Regions from separate parts of the Homo sapiens genome. Here region 2 is linked to region 1. Evidence: read pairs that join two places in POLR2A ChIA-PET (ENCODE). Cell type or tissue: OCI-LY7. All regions are shown on one strand.

What was found. Peaks named below come from ENCODE experiments on the same cell type or tissue, not always from the same donor. Only the 100,000 strongest peaks of a DNase experiment are listed, where the experiment ranks them.
Region 2: POLR2A ChIA-PET joins it to region 1 with 5 read pairs; 2 of 35 experiments call an interaction of 5 or more read pairs at or near these places.

What each region holds. Positions count from the first base shown.
Region 1 is chr17:74,830,631-74,835,630 of GRCh38, forward strand. All of the region lies in intron 9 of SLC38A12 (solute carrier family 38 member 12), which reads left to right. Among named protein-coding and RNA genes, the nearest start is that of GRIN2C, 27 kb to the right of the region's middle. RefSeq lists an enhancer at 631-1,551. In OCI-LY7, no CTCF peak of the experiment used is centred here; DNase peaks (open chromatin) are centred at 1,971 and 3,551; H3K4me3 peaks cover 1,989 bases; H3K27ac peaks cover 2,951 bases.
Region 2 is chr17:74,964,217-74,969,216 of GRCh38, forward strand. It overlaps HID1 (HID1 domain containing), which reads right to left. Exons shown (of 19, transcript NM_030630.3): 2 at 267-416. Among named protein-coding and RNA genes, the nearest start is that of HID1-AS1, 4.0 kb to the right of the region's middle. RefSeq lists a silencer at 648-806. In OCI-LY7, no CTCF peak of the experiment used is centred here; no DNase peak of the experiment used is centred here.

The DNA.
Region 1 (5,000 bases):
ATGCCCGTACACTGGATGTGCCTCCTGGCAGCTCAGTCCTTGTGTAAATTTTACTTCTAGCCTCCTCAGAAAGGGAAGGCAGGCACCTTCTCTGACTGGCCTCTGGCAGCTCAGGACTCGTGCCTGTTTTATCTCAGCTCCAAGACAATGACTTCCTGTGCCTTCGCTCTGTCTTCCTCACTCCCTCCCCAGGTGTCAGTGTGCGAGGGAGGGGAGTGGCTGTGGCCCAGGTGAATCAGTGTGGCGAGGCCTGCGTGTGGAGCTGAGATCCACTATCAGGATGAGCCTGTGAGCAGCCAGCAGCCTTGGCAGGCGACCTCGCGGGGCCTCAGTGAGGCTCTGCCTATGGGTGTCCTCGGGGGCCCCCCTCCTCGTCTCTACCCCGCATTGAGCTGCTCCTAAAGCATGAGGAGTCACAGCAGCCACAGACCTATAGGGTCGGAACGGCTCCGAAAGGTCCTCCACGTCCCGTCTGACACCTGCTTCCCCTCTGGGACCCCCACCACGTGCCTCCTTCCCTCAGGCTTGGCCGCCTCCCGCGACGGGGATCTCATCATGTACCCCACAGCTAGTGTGCCTGATAACCAGCCCGTTCTTTGGTTATAATTTGTCCCCTGTACCTTCCACCTGGACTCTGGTACCCTGGACTCTGGGCTCCAGAAGGACAGGACCCCTGTCTCAGTGTGCTGTCCCCAGATGGCCAGCATAGTGCCCAGCACCCAGGGGAAACTCAGTCCATTGTTGTTGAATGAAGGAATGAACAGTCCAGTTGGGCCCATGGGTGACACAAGACAAATGCGGTGGCTTTTGCGTTGGCTTTTACTCAGATATTAAGAGAGAAGTCTTCTGCCTCCCCTTGTCATTTTGTAGCTGAGCCTTCCGAGGCCCAGCAGCCGCTCGTGTGACCTGTGTCAGCCTCCTCCTCTGTCCTCCCCTCTGCCTCCTCCCAGCTTCTCACTGCTGCTCTCCACCACTCAGAGCGGGACTCCCAGTGTGCAATTGTGGGTGGATGTGGATGCGGATGTTCTGGGCACTGCCTGTGATAGGCTCTTGGGGAACTGCAGGCCCTGCTGGGGGCCGACCCCCCTGCACATCTGACTGTGAAGTCCTGGGTGTCTGGTCCTTAGCATGTCTGGGGAGCACTTTCTGCTCTGTCCCGCCTCCACACCCGTCTGGCTTCCCACGCAGCCTCCACGAGGTGGGCGCAGGCTGTCTTGGCGGCTGTGGCTGAGCCCCGGGCGTCGGTGTGGCTCTTGGAGCCCTGCTCCCCATCGCGCATCCTGGCAGGGTCTCCATAACCTGTCATCCTCGTTTCATCTTGATTTATGATCAGACCTAATGAGTTTTTGGAGCAGCTGTCTCCCAGGGATGTGGCGATCAATCTAGGAGATGGCTGTTGAACTTTGCTCCTCCCGCAGCCAGGGGAGGCAGGGAGGGGCCAGACAAGGGGGTGGGGCCACAGGAGCCTCGCCAGGTGGGCAGTGGGGGTTAAGCCTCGGGCCATGGTCCCAGGACTCTGCAAGGTCAGGGCCCTGACCTCCCCTCTGTCCCTCCCTTCCTCCCTTCCTTCCTCCTTTCCTTCCTTTTCTCCCTTCCCTCCCTTTCCTCCATCTCCCAGGGAAACGAGCTTCTAGATGGTGCTAGTTTCTTTTGAATTTGCTGGTTTGGAGACCAGGCTGGAACAGTTCCCTTCACTCTCCACTCCCAGGGGACAGATCCCAGCACCCGCCTTCATATCCTCATGGTGGTGCCGAACTGGAGGGCCCTGCCCCCTCCCCAGGTAGCTGGGTTCACCTTCTGCCTCAACTGGGGCCATTTCCACTGGGAAGCTGGTCCTCACCCCTGTTTTGGGGGCGTGGCTCTTCTAGAACCACCTGTCCTTCCCGGATATGCTCCTCACCATGGCGGCCTCTCCCCCTCCTGGTGTGTGAGCGCCCTGAGTGCAGGTCAGGATTCATGGGTGAATGACCCACCTCTGCTGGGTGCACACTCGGTCTGCTCAGCCCCAGAGCTGGTGGCATCTCCATGCAGCCGAGCTGCCACACAGCTGGGTGAGCTTTTGACAGCAGTGCAGGGTGTGACCAAGGGGAGTTCACGAAAGCCCACATGGCCCTGCAGCTGCGCCTGCCCCGTCAGGTGTTTATCCCACTTTCTAACACTCTGGAATCACCTCCCAAGAGCTTCTAGCATCTGCTTCTGACTCGTAGGCGGCAGCAAACATCCAGCCCACGAAGGTAGACTTGGTTTTTGCAAATAGACTTGTTTAAGACAATCAAAAGAATGAAATGGGTGACTAATCTAGGTAATCTAGGTAGTGGCATTACGAGGTGAAACTAATTATGGCTAGAAGATCATGAAATCCTTTTTTAATCACCCATATCCGTGGCTTGTTTGTTTGTTTGTTTGTTTTGATGGTGGAGTCTTGCCCTGTTGCCCAGGCTGAAGTGCAGTGGCACAATCTCAGCTCACTGCAACCTCTGCCTCCCAGGTTCAAGTGATTCTCCTGCCTCAGCCTCCCGAGTAGCTGGGATTGCAGGTGCGCGTCACCAAGCCCAGCTAATTTTTAGGAGAGACAGGGTTTCACCATGTTGCCAGGCTGGTCTCAAACTCCTGACCTCAGGTGATCTGCCTGCCTCGGCCTCCCAAGGTGCTGGGATTACAGGCGTGAGCCACTGTGCCCAGCCGCCATGGCTTTGTTCTAGCTGAAGGTTCTAGAAGTTGTTCTACATCATTGTTGGTGTCAAAGGTGCCTCTTCCCAAGACAGCTGCTCTGGAGGACGCCAGTTAGAAGGTGTATGTTTCAGGGGTGTATGTGTGTGTGTACAGCCGTCTCATTTCTTTGGAAACCTACTTTATAAATTGGTTTATTTACCATGAGGAAATCCCACAGTCAGGGCTGTAAGGAGAGCTAGCTGCCTTTCTTTGGAGATGTGAGGCTGGGGAGTTAGAGGAGCAGAGAAGCACGAGCTGTGTCCAGGGCAGGAGAGAGCAGTGGCAGGGATGCTCACGTCCAGACAGCTGACCTCTTCCTGCCTTCTTGCCTGCTTGCTCACCAGACCCAGGGCCCAGGGCCGAGTGACAGACAGCTAGAGGAATTCTCCACTTGCCTTTTTCTAAGTTCATGCCAGCCTTGGGCAGGGCCAAGTGCCAGGTCTCAAGGTGGTACCTCGAGATGGCAGTGGCAGTGCAGGATTTGAATCTTGCCCTACAGCAGCTGCCCCCATTGCCCTGACCCTTGTGCCCCACTTATGGTGGCAGAACAGTCTGCTGCAGCCTCCTGAATAACAAATCACCAGGTGCCCCGGGCCCAGTCTGGCCTCTGTACCCCCACCCCATCCTGCTCAGCTCTGCTCTGTAGCCCTTTCTGGCTCACAGGGACTCCGCCTCCAGCCTGTCTGCTCTCTCCCCGGTACCCCTCCTGCACATCCTGCCCTGACACAACTCCTGTGGGGTGGATCTCTCACATAGGCACAGCTGTGCACACCCCCCTCTACCCACCCGCAGAAATCTCTGGGGCAAGCAGATTGCTCAGGGTCCTGGGCTGTCCCACAGGTGTCCTGTGCCATCCACCCCCAGTGGGTGAAGCTGGAGGCAGCTCCCTGGGCTGAGACTGGAAGGAGGAACTAGGTCGCCGCTTCCGCTTGACTGACCAGGGTTGGGACGATTTGTGATGTCGGGGGAGGAGGAGTCCCCAGGCCCTCAGAGTCAGGAGTGGCGGGGACTGGAGCGGGCGGTGAGAGGCAGAAACAAATCATCTTCTTTACCGGCAATTTTCTCAGGCCGGTTTCCACGCTCCCCTCCTCCCCTCCTGTCCCCGACAGTGTCAGGCAGTTCTGATTAAAAGTAATAGATGAAGATTCCATCTCACTCCCAGTGTCATTGTGGGAAGACATTGCCTGGTTTCCTGTGGGTCCCATCAGAACCACCTCTTCCTTCCAGGAGTCAGGGAGTGGGCCTGGCCCAAAGGGGACCATAGGATACCCAGCCTCCCACCTGCAAAAGAGCCCTGGGGCTCTGCGGGGGGCCCCAGACAGGAGCCACCGAGCTGTGAGCTGGCCTCTTTGGCCACTGCCCCTTCACACTTGCCTGTGCTGCTCACCAGGAAATGTCACGTGTCCCCGTGGGCTTCACCTGAGGGGTGAGGGCACAGGCTAGAGAGGCTGTCAGATATGTTCTGAACAGAGAGAGCAGGGCTTGGTCAGCTTCAGAACAGACACGGACACTGGTGGTCTCCGTGTGTGAGTAGCTAACCACGGTTCTGGGTAGCCCGGAGAGCAGAAGCGGGAGACACAGAAAGATCTAAGAGTGCCATCTCCTCAGAGCACTGGGAACACAGCCCCTTGTCCCTGCGGTGCGCAGGCTGCCTCTGGGGAACTCAGCCTGGAGGGCGTGCTGTGAGCCTGTCTCCAGTGGCAGCCCAGGAGGAGGGTCACCGTAAAGGGCTGCGAACTGAAGCCAGCCTGGTCTCCATCAGCAACGCAAGCTGTTTGCTCTGAACAGATGGGGCCACAGGCCCCCTTCCACTTCCACAGAGGGTCCCCTGTCCCCTAGCTGTGCTGCCAGGCCCAGGAAAACAGAGCCACATGCCACCTGCCTCCAGCCTCGGTGTCAGCAGCTCAGGACTCGGCAGTCCGCAGCCTTGGTCCTTGATGCTATTTCTGCCCTGGCGTGACCACTGGCAACTTCCTGCCTGCCCTTGGCCCCTAGGCACTCACCTGTCTGCCCAGGGCTCCCAGCACTCCTGCCTGTCGGCCTCAGCTGTGTCTAGCAGATGCCCTCGGCCCAGGAGGACACCTCCTCCCAAACACTCCATGCCCTTCTTCGTCTACCCCCCAGCACTCCAGCCTCACATTCCTTAAACCAAGGGAGAGAGGGTGACCCTGTGTCCTGACCCAGCCTGCTCCCTGCGAGGAAGCTGGCAGAGCCCCTGAGAGCCCTGGGGGTCTGATGAGGGAGCCAGGCAGTGCCTGCCCAGGACTGGCCCTCCTCTAAGAAGACAG
Region 2 (5,000 bases), 130 kb after region 1:
CCCTGGCAGTACCCACCCCACAGAGGGAGCTAAATGAACTGATCTGTGGAAGGTGCTCAGTCAGATGTGGCCTGGAGGACTCCCCCATAAATGACGGCTGCCGTGGTCCCAACGCCCAGCAAAGAGAACCACAGAGAAGTGGAAGAGCTGAGTGAGGCCACAGGGCTGCCTGCCCCTGTGGGGCGGGAGGCCCTGGATGCGCCTGCCTTCTCCTGCTGTGGGCTGGGAGGGTGGAAGAGTAGCAGGAGGGACTGGGCAGCCCTCACCTTGTAGCACAGGGTGGCCAAGTTGGAGGGTGACTCTTCCCGCACGGCCCGGATCTCTGCTGCCGGCACCAGTGCAAACACATCCTGCACCGAGGTGGCTGTGTCTGCCCAGAACTGGTCCCAAAAGGCATCATCGGTGGCTTCCACGGGCTGTGGGGGGACCAAGGGTCCAGAGTTACACAACTCCTGGCCAGAGGGCCTACACTTTGCCCAACTTGTGGCCAGGAGAGACCCTGAGAGGGAAGCCAGAGTCCCCCTACCTGCTGGGGTCCCAGAGCCATCCCACATGGGTGGGGGACATACTTCAGCCACCACAACCCCTGGACAGCACAGTCAGGCTGGAGACACCAGGCATGCATGGTCAGGGGTCAGCTAGGCACAGAGTCAGCCAAAGCCCAACGCCACCCCTGAGGAGGTGTGTGACCCTGGTTAAGTCACCATCCTCCCCTGGCAAAGCAGGCTGACCTCCCCACCTGGGCACAGCCCCAGGCCACACCATTAGGTCAAATGCTCAGGGATCCAGGTCAAGACCATGCCCTCTCTCCATGGGAAGAAGACAAAGGTGACTTGTACTCCGTTTCCAGTCACCCAGGATGCCCGCCACAGGCCTCCGGCTCTGCCCTCTCACAGCACACCCAAAACAGCTGCCACATCTGGTGAATTCACCTCTGTGGCTCTCTGACCCCAACACGCCCCTCTCAGCGCCCACCTCCAGCGCTGCAGCTCAGGCTGCCCTTGCCAGGGCTGCCAACTTCAAATCCACCTCTTTCAACCCTGCCTCTATGCTGCTGCCAACGCATGCACCGAGGTGGCATCCTGCATGCACCACGGCACCGCTGCCACAGGCACTGCTTCCTCACCCAGAGCCCTTCAGGGGCTCCCCACTGCCTGCTGGGACAAGTCCAAACCTCAGCCCAGCACTCAGCCAAGATCTCACAGAAACATGCCTTACACACGTGCACACAGACACACATGCGTACACACGTGTCATACACACATACACCTGCATTTACTACTCCAGGACTCCACCCTGCCATCTCTTCTCTTGACCTTCACCCAAGCTGTTCTCTCTTCCCCCTTCCCCTTTTCCCCACAACAATGCATTCCAAAATCCATTCCCACGGAGGCAACAGGCCTTAAAAACACACATGCCCAGCCAGGCACAGTGGCTCATGCCTGTAATCCCAGCACTTTGGGAGGCTGAGGTGGGTGGATCACCTGATCAGGAGTTCGAGACCAGCCTGGCCAACATGGTGAAACTCTGTCTCTACTAAAAATACAAAAATTAGCCAGGCGTGGTGGCAGGCGCCTGTAATCCCAGCTACTCGGGAAGCTGAGGCTGGAGAATCACTTGAACCCAGGAGGCAGAGGTTGCAGTGAGCCAAGATCATGCCACTGCACTCCAGCCTGGGCAACAAGAGCAAAACCCCATCTCAAAAAAAAAAAAGTACACAAGATATAAAACTTCGTCTAGGATGCTCACAATTCATGTTAAATTATACATGAATAAAAGACTAGAAGAGGCTGGGTGAGGTGGCTCACGCCTGTAATCCCAACACTTTGGGAGACTGAGGCGGGTGGATCACAAGGTCAGGAGTTCAAGACCAGCCTGGCCAAGATGGTGAAACCCCGTCTCTACTAAAAACACTAAAATTAGCTGGGCATGGTGACGGGTGCCTGTAATCCCAGCTACTCAGGAGGCTGAGGCAGAGAATTGCTTGAACCCAGGAGGCAGAGGTCGCAGTGAGCCGAGATCGCGCCACTGCATTCCAGCCTGGGTGACAGAGCAAGACTCTGTCTCAAAAAAAAAAAAAAAAAAAAAAAGACTAGAAGAAAATGAACCAGAATGTTAGTAGCAACTCTCTCTCTGGGTGGTTTTATATTTTTCTTTATGTTTTTCTGTAAGAGCACATGTTACTATTTTTTTCCTTTTGAATGTTCATCTGTTAAGGGACCAGAGTGTCCAAGGCACGCGCACCTCCTCGGGCCCATCCCTTTATGGCTCCTTCTGAGTGTCACTTCCTGCAAGACACCTTCCTGCTTTCTCCAACACAGCTTTTTTCCTTCTCTGAAATCCTACAGCCAATAAAACCTGAGGTCCCTGCTACCACCACAAGCCTGCACTTCATACATGTTACTCTTATCATCAGAAAAAAATATATATCTTATTTAAAAATAATTCTGGGGCCGGGCGTGGTGGCTCATGTCTGTAATCCCAGCACTTTGGGAGGCCAAGGTGGGAGAATTGCTTGAGCCCAGGAGTTCAAGACCAGCCTGGGCAACATGGCTTTTGTAGAGACCCTATCTCTACAAAAAATAAAAACAAATTCACCAGGTGGGCCTGCCCAACCTCTAAGGAGGCTAAGGTGGGAGGATCCCATAAGCCCAGAAGGTCAAGGCTGCAGTAAGCTGTGATGGCACCACTGCACTCAAGCCTGGGCAACAGAGCAAGACTCTGTCTCAAAAAAGTAATAATGGCCAGGTGAGGTGGCTCACACCTGTAATCCCAGCAGTTAGGGAGGCCAAGGCAGATGGATCACAAGGTCAGGAGTTCGAGACCACCCTGGCCAATGTGGTGAAACCCCGTCTCTACTAAAAATACAAAAATTAGCTGGGTGTGGTGGTGCATGCCTGTAGTCCCAGCTACTCAGGAGGCTGAGGCAGAAATCGCTTGAACTCGGGAGTTGAAGGTTGCAGTGAGCCAAGATCGTGCCACTACACTCCAGCCTGGGTGACAGAGTGAGACTCCATTTCAAAAATAATAATAATAATAATAGGCCAGGCGCGGTGGCTCACGCCTGTAATTCCAGCACTTTGGGAGGCTGAGGTGGGTGGCTCACGAGGTCAGGAGTTTGAGACCAGCCTGGCCAATATGGTGAAACCCCTCTTTACTAAAAATACAAAAATTAGCCAGGCATGGTGGCACATGCCTGTAATCCCAGCTACTGGGGGAGGCTGAGGCAGGAGAATCACTTGAACCCAGGAGGCGGAGGTTGCAGTGAGCCAAGATCGCACCACTGCACTCCAGCCTGGGCGACAGAGTGAGACTCCGTCTCAAAAAAATAAAAAATATAATAATAATAATGGCTGGGCACAGTGGCTCACACCTGTGATCCCAACACTTTGGGAGGCTGAGGCAGATGGATTGCTTGAGCCCAGGAGTTTGAGACCAGCCTGAACAACATGACGAAATACCATCTCTACAAAAAAAATCAAAAAAATTAGCTGGGCATGGTGGCACACACCTGTCATCTCAGCTACTTGGGAGGCTGAGGTGGGAGGACTGCCTAAGCCCAGGAAGCTGCAGTGAACCAGGATCGTACCATGGCACTTCAGCCTCGGTGACAGAGTGGTTCACACCTGTAATCCCAGAGCTTTGGGAGGCTGAAGCAGGAGGATCACTTGAGCCCAGAAGTTGAAGACCAGCCTGGGTAACATAGTGAGACTATCTCTACAAAAAAAAAAAGAAAAAATTAGCCACGTGTAGTGGCACGCACCTGTAGTCCCAGCCACTCAGGAGGCTGAGGCAGGAAGATCACTTGAGCCCAGGAGTTCAAGGCTGCAGTGAGCTGTGATTGTGCCACTGTACTCCAGCGTGCATGACTGAGTGAGACCCTGTCTCTAAATATTTAATAATAATAATTCTGGTCTCTGAAGCTACTTCTTCTAAGAAGCCTCCCAGAGCCCCAGGCTTGCTTGCTCCCACCTGGGAACCTCCGGCCCCACCCCACCCCCACCCTGCGTTGTTCCTGCCTCCACAGTCTGGGTGCACGTGCCTTGAAGCCCCATCAGTCCCTGACCTTGCCAGTAAGGCATATGGCAGATATTCAGCCAATATTTGTTCCACTGAAGCTGCGCTCAGTCCTGGGGACCCCTTCAGCCTGGCCACAGAGCAGGGCTGAGCACCCGTGGAACTCTCCAAACTCAGAGTTGGGGTCGCATGCCTCACCAAGGTCCAGGCATACCCCAGCCCACTCCCAGAGCAAACACCCCCACCCCACCCCAGGGAGCTGCAGGGTAACATGTGGCCATGACTCTCAGTCCCAGAACTGGTAGAGCGAGTTCTTCACTGGGGGAGAGGAACAAAGGCTAAAGGAGGGCCCTGGGGCTGGGGTTTGCTGGCCCTTGGGCCCTCAGCCAGGACAGCCCTCTGGCACTCCCTGGAGCGCAGGGACATGGCACCCCAGTCTGGGTGGCCTGGAGCCAGGATGGGGTAAGGAAGGACATCCCAGGAAACCCACAGAGCCATCTGGGAGTGCCTCTGGGAAGCCGCCATCCCTGACACTTTTCCCACCTCCCAGGTAGCTACTACCCCCTTCAAAGGGCAGAAACTAAGCACAAGCAGGCATGACCTCTGACCTAGTTCATCAGGCAGTGTCACCGGGGGACTAAATCCAAAATGAAGAAAGAGACTTACTAGCCCATTCTGGAAGCAGAGGAGAGATCCCAGCCATGACAGATCTCAGCCTTGAACTTTAGGAACAGGACTTTGCCTCCCTGTTTCCTCAGCTTGGGCCTCCTCTCCTGGTCCCACTGTGGCTTGGACATTCGGATTTGGTGACCACCTGCCCAGGCCAAGCTGATGCTACAGGCATTAGTCAGGGTCACTGAGGCCCCTTAGGCTTCTAATGGGAGAAACGTGGCTCAGCGCCTGCCTCAATGACCCCAGTTGGCCTCCACCCAGCCCGCCCAAGGAAGCTTCTAATATCTGATCTTTTTTTTTCTTTTTTGAGA